2 separate regions of the Homo sapiens genome follow, and region 2 is linked to region 1. The links are chromatin loops, found by intact Hi-C in ENCODE. Cell type or tissue: endothelial cell of umbilical vein. All regions are shown on one strand. Links, peaks and the distances in the headings refer to the core of each region. The heading gives the core; the rest is flanking DNA. Region 1 holds the start of NAV3 (neuron navigator 3). Region 2 overlaps NAV3 (neuron navigator 3).

The links. Hi-C counts contacts between places; a loop is a spot of excess contacts. Peaks named below come from ENCODE experiments on the same cell type or tissue, not always from the same donor. Only the 100,000 strongest peaks of a DNase experiment are listed, where the experiment ranks them.
Region 2: a loop joins it to region 1, with 5 times the contacts of the local background. A loop is called at or near these places in 4 of 110 quality-filtered maps.

What each region holds. Positions count from the first base shown.
Region 1 is chr12:77,828,602-77,833,993 of GRCh38, reverse strand. NAV3 (neuron navigator 3) reads right to left here and starts at 3,100. Exons shown (of 40, transcript NM_001024383.2): 1 at 2,290-3,100. The coding sequence starts at 2,532. In endothelial cell of umbilical vein, for the core only: no CTCF peak of the experiment used is centred there; a DNase peak (open chromatin) is centred at 3,283; H3K27ac peaks cover 598 bases.
Region 2 is chr12:77,886,653-77,892,044 of GRCh38, reverse strand. The region is part of intron 1 of NAV3 (neuron navigator 3); the gene reads right to left. Among named protein-coding and RNA genes, the nearest start is that of NAV3, 58 kb to the right of the region's middle. RefSeq lists an enhancer at 2,421-3,620. In endothelial cell of umbilical vein, for the core only: no CTCF peak of the experiment used is centred there; a DNase peak (open chromatin) is centred at 3,274; H3K27ac peaks cover 1,026 bases.

The DNA of each region.
Region 1 (5,392 bases), core at 319-5,318:
GAAAGGAACACATAAGCGGCTGGACGTCGAAAGGAACACACCAGCAGAAGAGGACACCGACAGGCACCTGCAGACACCGGCAGGCCATCGACTGCAGAACGACATGGACCCGAGGGGAATCTAGCCAGGGAGGTCAGAGGAGAGTCTGGCTGCTGGGCGGCCCAACTCCAGAGGAAAATCACCTTTCCGCCTTATGGCTCCCCATCCATCTGCTGAGAGGTACTTCCAACATTCAAAAGAACCTTGCACTCATCCTCCAAGCCCACATGTGACTCGATTTTTCCGGAACCAAGGCGAGAACCCAGAATACAGAAAGCCCTCTGCCCTTGCAATAAGGCAGAGGGTCTAACTGAGCTGATTAACACAAGCCACCTTCATACTGCAAAACTAAAAGAACACACTGTAACACACGCCCACTGGAGCTTCAGGAGCTGTAAATACTCAACCCTAGATGCTGCTGTAGGGTCGAAGCTCCACACCCTGCCCATCTGCATGATCCCTCTAGAGGTTTCAGCAGCGGGGCATTGAAGACGTAAGCCACTCCTGCTGTCACATGCCCTGTGAGGGGGACAAGGAAACATTTCCTGTTTCGAAATGATTCCAAAAGATGAACAAACTTAACTGAATCCTTCTCGGAATAACTATTTATTCATTCATTGATTCATTAATTGCTGTATTCATTCATCCAACTACTATTTAATTCTTATCATGCATAAAGCATTGTACAGGGAGAGAGCTGGAACACAGGATAAGATACGAGACCTGCCTTCTATATGTTTTCAACTTAGTGGAGATACAAATAAATTATCCAGATAATTAAAAGAAATTATCCAGATAATTAAAATACACAAGCATTTCTACAGAAAAAGAATTGGGAAGGAGGAATGGTGGGGAAGGGATAGCTAGCAAAGACTTTATGAATAAAGTTGGATCTGGGATAAAGCTTAAAGGATCTGAACAGGTGAAGGTGGGATGGGCATTGTAGAAAAAGGAGTGGCTTTCTTTTTCACTTCTAGAGTTGATTTTTGTATAAAGGTTTTTTCCTTAAATTATTTTAAACTAACATTTGGATAGCAGAGTAAAATGAAAATATTTCCTAAGAAGCCAGAGACGAGGCTGTGACTTTGGAAAGCTTGACATCATAGTTAATGCTGCATTAAAAAGTGATGCTGAGTAGAATGATGGTTACCAGAGGCTGGAAAGGGTAGTGGCGAGGGGTAGGGGGAGTGTGGATCGTTAATGAGTACAAAAATACATTTAGATAGAATGAATAAGATCTAGTATTTGATAGCACTATAGGATGATTACTGTCAACAATAACTTATTCTATATTTTTAAATAACTAAAAGAATATATAATGTTTGCAACACAAAGACATGATAAATGCTTAAGGCAACAGATACTCCATTTACCCTGATATGATTATTACACATTGTATGCCTGTATCAGAATCTCTCATGAACCACATAAATATATACACCAATATGTACCCATAAATATATACACCTAATATGTACCAATAAAAGTAAAAATGCACAAAACAAAAGTGACGCTTATCAAGGTACAAATGAATCCGCATGAAGTTCAGCAGCTTCAGTGCCATTCTAGCATGCGTGACTGGAGAAAACGGTTGTAGTATGCTTTAGAAACCAAGGGCTATGAGCAACTACTCACAAAATATCATAAATTAAATGACTGAAAAAGATGTCAGTAATAAGTAAAAGAGTAGCGTTTCAGTTTACAAGGGAAAGTCCATATAAATGTGCAGTATCAAGGAAAATAGTATGTCATTTTCCTTCATACTGCAATGAATTAAGCAGCCTATGATACAAATTTTCAAGCAGAAATTCTTTGAAATGCAAATGACATTTAGAGAAAAGTGATGGTGTCTATATGAATTATTACAAATAAATGTCTTTTTGAAAGTACCTATTTTCATACATTGCAGTATGGATGACAATAGGTTCTCTTTTTCTCACATTTGTGACTGATTATGATTATTAGTAATAGAGCAATATCTAGAACTAACTAGGCATTCATCAATAAGTAGTATTAAATGATTACAATAGATGCATATTCAGAAAATTTTGATCATGACTTTTACAACTCTAAACTAAGAATACAGTGTTTACATAAGCTAAATATTCAGCTTTTCAGCCATTATAACTACTTACATCCTTACACTGGTATTCCTCTACTACTCCCCATTTCATAACATGTTTTATAGTGCACTTAAAGAGAAATGTGCATTTTAGCTACACAAGTCTGCAGGTAACTTCAGCAACTAACCTTGCTGTCTTCTTTCTCCTTGGCTTTTCCTTGGAGGGGTTTCTTCTCTCCAAATTCACAGGTTGATTTTAACGCAAGCTGACAAGAAAGCATGGAGCTCTCTGTTTCAGTAAGTTCCAAAGGTCTTGAAGAACAGTGCTGTGACCCAGTAGTGCCAAGATTTGGTATCGGAAGAGCAGTATGCACAGGCTTTGACCCAACAGCTGGCTGCCTCAGTTTTGAGGCAACCCCAAGAACAGGCATGGCTTCTATAAAATTATCTTCTTGCTGCCAAAGAAAATGCTTCTAACCTCAGTCTGGTAGACTCCAACTTTAGTATTTCCAGAACAAATACTTTAAACAAAACTAGCAGTCATCCTGATTTTTAAAAAGCTAATAATATAATTTTCAGGAAGAGGCAAAACTTCCCTGCATCTTTAGTTAAGTATCTTTTCTTTCTTGCTGGCTGGGATTCATATTCATTCTCATTCTCTCTCTCTCTCTCTTTCTCTCTCTCTCTCTCTCTCTCTGTCTCTCTCTCTCTCTCTCTCTCTCTGTCTCTCTCTCTCTCTCTGTTCAGTGACTCAGTATCTAAGTAATACTAAATACTCCTTTGGGGAGTAAACTCTTCTTCAAGGTAACTGCTACAAAGCTCCTTCTTAGGATTAAAGAGCTCTTAGTTTTGCTTATTTTTTTTTCTCACTAAAGCAGTCTGAGTCTGAACTTTGAGATTGAAAAAGAGGAAAAAATCAAAAGGAAAAGCCCTTCAGTCCAACTGTCAGAGCAGCCAAAAGACCACAACAGTGGAAGGACAGGGGTTCTTCCTGATTTCAGAAATAGCCAGCCTGCATTCTCTTTTTAAAGAAAATTGTATTTCCCCCAGCTCAGAAAAAATAAAAAGAATGGACATGTTAATGGCCAAAACAAACAGCTGTTGGAAGAACTTTTAGCCCGGAAACAATCTCAGCAATAAAGTTGTTTGTCTGATTTCCAGCTATTTTTCACTACTGACAGCCATGAGCCACGATGTTCATTCTGTTGCATCCCATGAAATCAGGCTAAAATCATGCAATAGTGCAACTAGCTAAAGCAGTTAAATCATTCATCGGACCATAGCTGCCTAGGTTATGAAAATAGAGTAAACACAGGAAGCAGGGCACTAAATATGTAGTAATCATTGTTCCCAAATTTAATAAGTCATGATTATAAAAACATTCAAAGCTAACACTTATGTGGAATGTATTACAAAGCAGTTATGGAGCTAAGCATTTTATGCATTATCACATTTAATCATTGGAATGACTCAAAGTATAGGCATATTTATTTTCTTCACTTTATAGAAAGAACAGCTATGACTTGGAGACACTGAAAAAATTGACTAAAATGATGAAGCTAGAAAGGGGGAAAGAATGTATGATTTTAGTTTGTAAACCTGTCTTTTAAAATGGTTGAAAATAACACTGTTATTCAAGCTTATGACGTCCAACTTAAAATCCCAAGCTTCTAAAAACTGTCCAAACAGATACTCAGTGAGAATGAATGATGATGCTTCCATCCATAGAATTATTTTAATATAATCATAGCATGTTCTATTTCTGGTTAAAGCATGTCAGGAACTTTAAATAAACAAGGGGTAAACTTTTAAGAAAACATCTAATGTACCATGCATTATTGTTCTGAAACTGATTGCACTCAGAAAATGGATACAGAGAGCAATTATATACACCAAATATAAAAATTAGTAATAATGCAACCAAAGGTCTTAGAAAAATGAGTGGTGGACACTTAGTATAGACACAATGAATCATGGAAATTATTAAATCGTAACCATTTTTTATAGAAAATGTCTTTCTTTAGTGAAGAAATGGTCATCTTTGGCCTACTGTTTCCAGGTCTTTAAATCACTACGTACTTTTATCTAAGAAGCAGTAATTTATAGATGAAAGAGCCAATAACTAAAAGTATATGTTCTGCTGATGCAGCATAGAAGACAGGAAATGTAAGTTAGAAGTCTTGCAGGCTTTAAAAATAGTAACCCAAGTGGGCTTTACACAGCGGGGTAATACAAAACAAATACAACACTAGTGGTATCAAAGAAATGAAATAATCTCTCTGAGGAAGTAAGTTATTTTGCAATTTGCAAACCATTCAACACATTATAACTTTCAGAAACTATAAGGTAATACAGAGTTGGAGAGGTTCATGTTCGTAAAATGAGGTTTAGTTCATAATAAGACATATGCAACTTGTAATCCTCACAATGCAAAACAAAACAGCACCTAAATAATAGAACTTGTGGGAAAAATTGATTCTAGGAAGTTCACTCAAAACATATGCAACTTTGGGAGTATATTGCTAGCAAAAATAATATTGGCACCTCAGAAAATAATTTGGACCACTCAAGGAAGTGACTCAGAATTACATAAAAAAATAATTGGGTATAAATGCTGGCAACACTTTAACCAGAATTGGTGGAAGAAATCCGGTTGGAAGGCAAACTCCAAGCCAGTAGGCTTGCCATTGAAATGGGTACAGGGTCAGGGCAACTGCAAATATTTAAGAGCTGCACAAGGCCAGGGGCATGCCCCTTTGAAGAGGAAGCCCCAGATGCAGGCATTCATTTTTGTTTTTGTTTTTAGTTTTCTTAAAACTGAGCCAAAAGGGCTCCTGCTGACTATACAACATTCAAACTGAGGGCTTCTTTGCCCACCCAAGGTTATAATTCTACGCTGACTATTCTGCTTCCCTTTGCCTAGAATAAATTGTATATAAAGCTACACAACTTCTGCATTATACTAGTACAAAATTCCTGTTTGCCAATTACAAATGAGCTCATTGGTATTTTGGAAACATGCATTGGAGGAGAATGTATCGTAATTCCTGGAACAATTAGATTGAAAAAAAAGGATTCACATTCAATAAGATGTCTTTTCACTTTGAAATACCTTTTGCATATTAGGCAATATCTTTCACTCTGACTGAAATATAAGATGGTATTAGTAGCCACTGTCAACTAATTTTTTGCAGTAATATCTACCACCAAAAGCAACAAAACCAAACTAACTTACTATAAAAAATGTGCTTTGTGCCAGGAGTTGTCATCTCAATTTATCTTAAAAGAACC
Region 2 (5,392 bases), core at 219-5,218, 58 kb before region 1:
AAGTTTGAAAAATTTCTGTGTAGGTCAATTTCTCTAAACCCATGAAACTGACAAAGAGTACAGAAATGACTTCCCTCCCCACAGGCTTCTACTAGACCAGTGGCTGAGGAACCACACCTGCAAGGCTGTTGGTCCTGGGGCAAAGAAGGGAGAGAATGAAGGGTTCAATGACACCTTCCAGGTAGGATAAAATAAATGGACAAGGGAGCCAGCACTTAAGATGAGTGGTTCTTCTCTGGAAGGCAGCAGAGTGTAACACAGAAAAGCATTACACTGGAAAGCAAGACTTTAAAGCCGTCTCTGCAGCTGCTGGCTTTGGGGTCATGTACAAGTCCTTAAACTCTCTAAGCTTCAGTTTCACTAAACAGTGTTTGTTAAGTTATTAGCCCTGTCTGTGATTTCTATGACCGAGTACATTTTTTAAAGTCACTTTAACTTAGGTTGTTGCTGTTCAAAAACATGTATCAAGTCATAAATAATAGGACTGGAACGTTATTTAAAAGTACTGAAAAAAAATCTGGATTTGAGAATAAGTGAAATGGCCACCTGTCCAAAAAGACTACATATATTTATCTGCAGAAGATATAAACAAAGAGATATAAAGACAAGGCACTTTTGAGGATATTTTGGGTTCAACATAATATGAAAAAGATGCTCACCATAGAAACATTTACTGAGTTAGTATTGAAGTAATCTTTATAAATTTATATTAAATTATATTATCTTTATAAATTTATCTTTATAAATTTATATTAAATTATATTATCTTTATAAATTTATCTTTATAAATGTATTTATCTTTATAAATTTATCTTTATAAATTGATATTAAATCACAGCATAGATACAAAAGGCCCTACCTAAATTACTGGGAAAATTATATTTAATTTAAATTATTTTGTTATTTGAGTTTGTTTTATTTGTCAACATTTAAGACAGGAATACCAAGAAAAACTTCTAATATTTCATCATGAATGCTAAATTAACAGGGAGTCCTATTTATGAAATGGGATAATCTTACTTAAAAAAAAAGGATGGAAAATATTTGACTAATCACAGTCTGCTTTGGAGAATTACCTTTTGTCTAAATTATGAAATCATTTATCATATTAGAACATTGTGTATGATTCCTCTCTTTGAACTAGTTTCTGCAACATTATAGGCATTTCAGATGTTGCTGTAACTTGAATTTACTTTCAGGAGAACTCGTGCAGCTTTCCTGCAGAGTTTACAGATAGCTGTGTGAGATGTTTACACATATTCAATGAATACTTATTGTGAAGTAACTACTTTGTGTAAGAAGCCATCTACATACTTTAAATTCTAATTTTATAGTTGTTATATTGTAATTTCTGGATATTTTTCTGAGTCAATATAGAGCAGGCATTTACTCGATGAAGAATCGTAAAAATATCAAAGTAAAAACAGAGGTTCTCACTACATTTTTAAAGAAAGGTAAGAAATAGACATGGAAACAACTATTGATAACCATGTAGGAAGCAAATACAAGCTAACATATAAATATTGTATTTATCATATTTATTTCATAATTCATTTACAATTAAAGAAATGAAAATATGTTGCTAATAGCAGAGTCCTCAGGAAATGCATTCATCAAAAAATTCAACTGAGGCTGGTACAGTGGTTCATGCCTGTAATCCCAGCACTTTGGGAGGCAGAGGTGAGGGGATTGCTTGAGCTAAGGAGTTTGAGACCAGCCTGGGCAACAGGGTGAAACCCCATCTCTACTAAAAATACAAAAAATAAATAAAAATAAAAATAAAAAGCCAGACATAGTGACAGGCAGGCACCTGTCGTCTCAGCTACTTGGGAGGCTGAGGTAGAAAGACTGCTTGAGCTGTGGAGCGGAGTTTGCAGTGATCAACTGAGAACTGAGACTTGATTCAATTTGAATTATAGTTTGTTTATAAGAATAATTTATAAAATAAAGCTTTATGAGACTAACATAAGATATAATTCGAGAATTCAGTTCAGCTTCTTAGGTTTCCCTCACCTACTGGTTTTTGTGTTATTTCCCTCACCTACTGGTTTTGGTGTCAGTTTTGACTGGTTATTCCAGTTGGACTTCAGATAGCTATAGGCCAAGAATGATAACTACTGTATGTACTTATACAGAGTTCAAACTTATAACGGCTGATCTATGTATACCCTGAAAAATATACCAGATGCATAAGAACATCATAACCATTGGACATATTTTCTTATGCTAAAATATGCTAGTCTTCAACTAGTATCTTCTTTCACACTATACATATAAATTGTACTTCAGAGTGATATTGAGAAAAACCTAAAGTTATTAATTAATTTACATCTCTACTAACAACTGTTTCAACTATTTAATACCATTAATCCTAAACAGAAAAGTCATGAATATGAATGATAAAGTACTTTATTTTATGTTCAACATAACAACTTATAGAGTTCAGTATAACATGAATCATTGCAAAGTAAAATAATATTTACTGAGTTATTATTGAATTAACTTAGAGTAGTTAAAATAGTCACATTTCCATTAATTGTCCAGTATTTCAGCCATAGATATGTCTACCTATATTACTCATGGTTTGCGAGAGAAACAGAACTAATTATGAAGGCTGAAAAGGCCCAAGATCTGTAGCCAGCAAGCTAGAGACTCAGGAAAGATGGTGGTGTAGTTCCAGTCCAAGTCTGAGAGCATGAGAAGCAGGAGAGCTGATGGTGCAAGCTGCAGTCCCAGGACAGAAGACTGATGTCTCAGCTCAAGTAGTCAGGCAGGTAAAGTTCCCTCTTAATCAGCATTTTTGTTTTACTTGGATCTTCAATTGATTGGATGAGGCCCACCAATAATAGGGAGGGCAATCTGCTTTATTCAGTCTACTGATTTAAATGTTAATCTCATCCAGACGCCTTCATATACACACCCAAAATAATGTTTGACCAAAAGTCTTGGCACTCCATTGTCCAGTCAAGTTGACACATAAAATAAACCATTGCACCACACAAAAGGTGGATGCTAACCATCATGCTGGGCCCAGCAGATGCAGGTTTGGAGGGCATTGAGGTTATTCTGAGATTAAAACACTCAATTGACCAAATCTGTCCTAAAATTTTTTTCAAGAAATCACTTGTCCATATTATATAGAACAAGATGGAGTTCCCCCTGAGTATGTATGTTATTGAGCAGAAGAACACCGGTCCTATCCACAGTCACACACATATGACTCACCTCTCTGAGAAAACAAAGATAAAAACATTTGAAGACTTAGAACATTCAGTGACTCATGCCAATTCCACATCCCACATACACAATGCTTAATACATACAGGTCATTCTTAATCAGCATAAACTATAGGATCTTTGGATACATATTAGATAATTCAACCAGGAATTGACTCCAACCCAAAGACTTACTTGGGACATAACATTTGAGGGCAAAACTTAATGAGGCTATTAACTTATGCTTCTCTTCATTACTTTGTCTTACTGTATTAAGATAAAGTATTTCAAAAACAAAATCAGCCATTAAGCTCACTGCAGAAATTATTTAATTATTTAATTGGTTAATTTTTAAAACAGGGTCTTGCTGTGCTGTCCAGGCTGGAGTGCAGTGACATGATCGCGGCTCACTGCAGTCTTGACCTCCTAGGCCAAAACAATCCTCCTGCTTCAACCTCCCCAGTAGCTGGGACTATAGTCACATGCTACTATGTCAGGCTAATTTTTATTTATTTCTTTGTAGAGATGGGGGTCTCAGTTGAGTCTCAAACTCCTGGTCTCAAGTAATCCCCCTGCCTCTACCTCCTTGGGATTACAGGCATGAGCCACCATGCTTGGCCTATTTGGATAATTGTATACAATGATAACCACTTTAGTTAGAGTATGGGTTTAAAATGTACATTTAAATAACCTTCCTAAATCTTTTGCAAACCCATGGTTAAAATCATCATATTTTACCGCATATTCCTCATTTAAGGAACCATGACCAGAAAGCACTTAAGGAATTCATTCCAGAAAAAAAAAACTCAACAACTTTTGTGTCTTTAGATACGCTTTATTGTTTGCCACTGTAACATTCGATCTATTCCCATTATCTCTTTTTTCCCTCTTAGATATCTAAAAACTGAAATAATTAAATGCATAATTACAATAACATGATTTAAAAATTTCTGATAACATCAATTTTATTGCTTTGTTGGATAATGTTTCATATCTTAAAAAACCTTGTTATAAGCTTCACTGAATTTTGTGGATGAAATGAGGTTTAGTTATTTTACAGTTTACTACTTACTTTTAAATTAATTTTTATATATTGAATTAGTTTAAAACTCTAAAAATATTTCACAAAAGTATTAGCACTCTCTAAATAAGTCTCTCAAAGTGGAAAAAGGAGATTAACGTGGAATAACTCCACTCATCCAACAAATATTTATTTTCTATTAAATCTTGGGGCTTTTGCAAAATGCTAATCACATAAGAATAAACAAAGTAGATATTGCCTTTGTTATCATGTAGTTTATAATCTAGTGGAGAAAAACAAGTGTCACATAATCACAAAAATAAATATGAATTTCAATAAAACTTAACCCCAGCCCTAATCATATTGTCACGATCTTTCCCTGGATACTGGTTTTGAAGTTACCACATAAGGCAATAAGTACTCATACTTGAATTTTCCCTTGAAAATTCTAAGTTCCCACTGAAGCAGAAGATATGTAGTTTTAAGGATTCAACCCTATATAGTTGTGTAGAAATTGAAGCCAACTAAGGGATCTAAGTCTTCCATCTCATGATTACCAAAGAGCAAAACTATATGGAATGGTGGGCAGAATTTTTTCATAGCATTTATATTATTTTCTCTTTAAGTCTACCCTCACTCTCTCCCTTTCTTACCAGCTCCTATCACTGAATTTCCTAATTAAATGCACCTATGCTGAAAAGCCACTGTGAGAGGTTCCTCTATTTCTCCAGAATGGGTTCTTCTCTAACGCAAGGTCAATATTTGTATCATTAGCTACTAACATTATACCTGGAACCTAATTCATGTTTGTTTAGTGAACATGAAAAACTGTTGTCAAAGTCCCATTAACCTGGAAAAGAATGTTCCATTCCCATATAGCTTGGAATCCACACTACATTAAATGAAAACAATTGAAAAATCTCATACAAAGGCATTTTAAGTTGACTATGATGATTAAAATCGAGGGGTATAAACCAATATCCGATTGGAACCACAATATTATAGCTTATTTCAGCTCAATGATTATTTATTGATAGGCACTGTTCTAGATATTTATGTAAGAAAAAAAGAATTTTTCTAAAAAGCATATCCAAGTCCAGAAAGATTAAGAAAATGACATTAAACATGGATCAAATTCAGCTGCTTTTATTCAGTA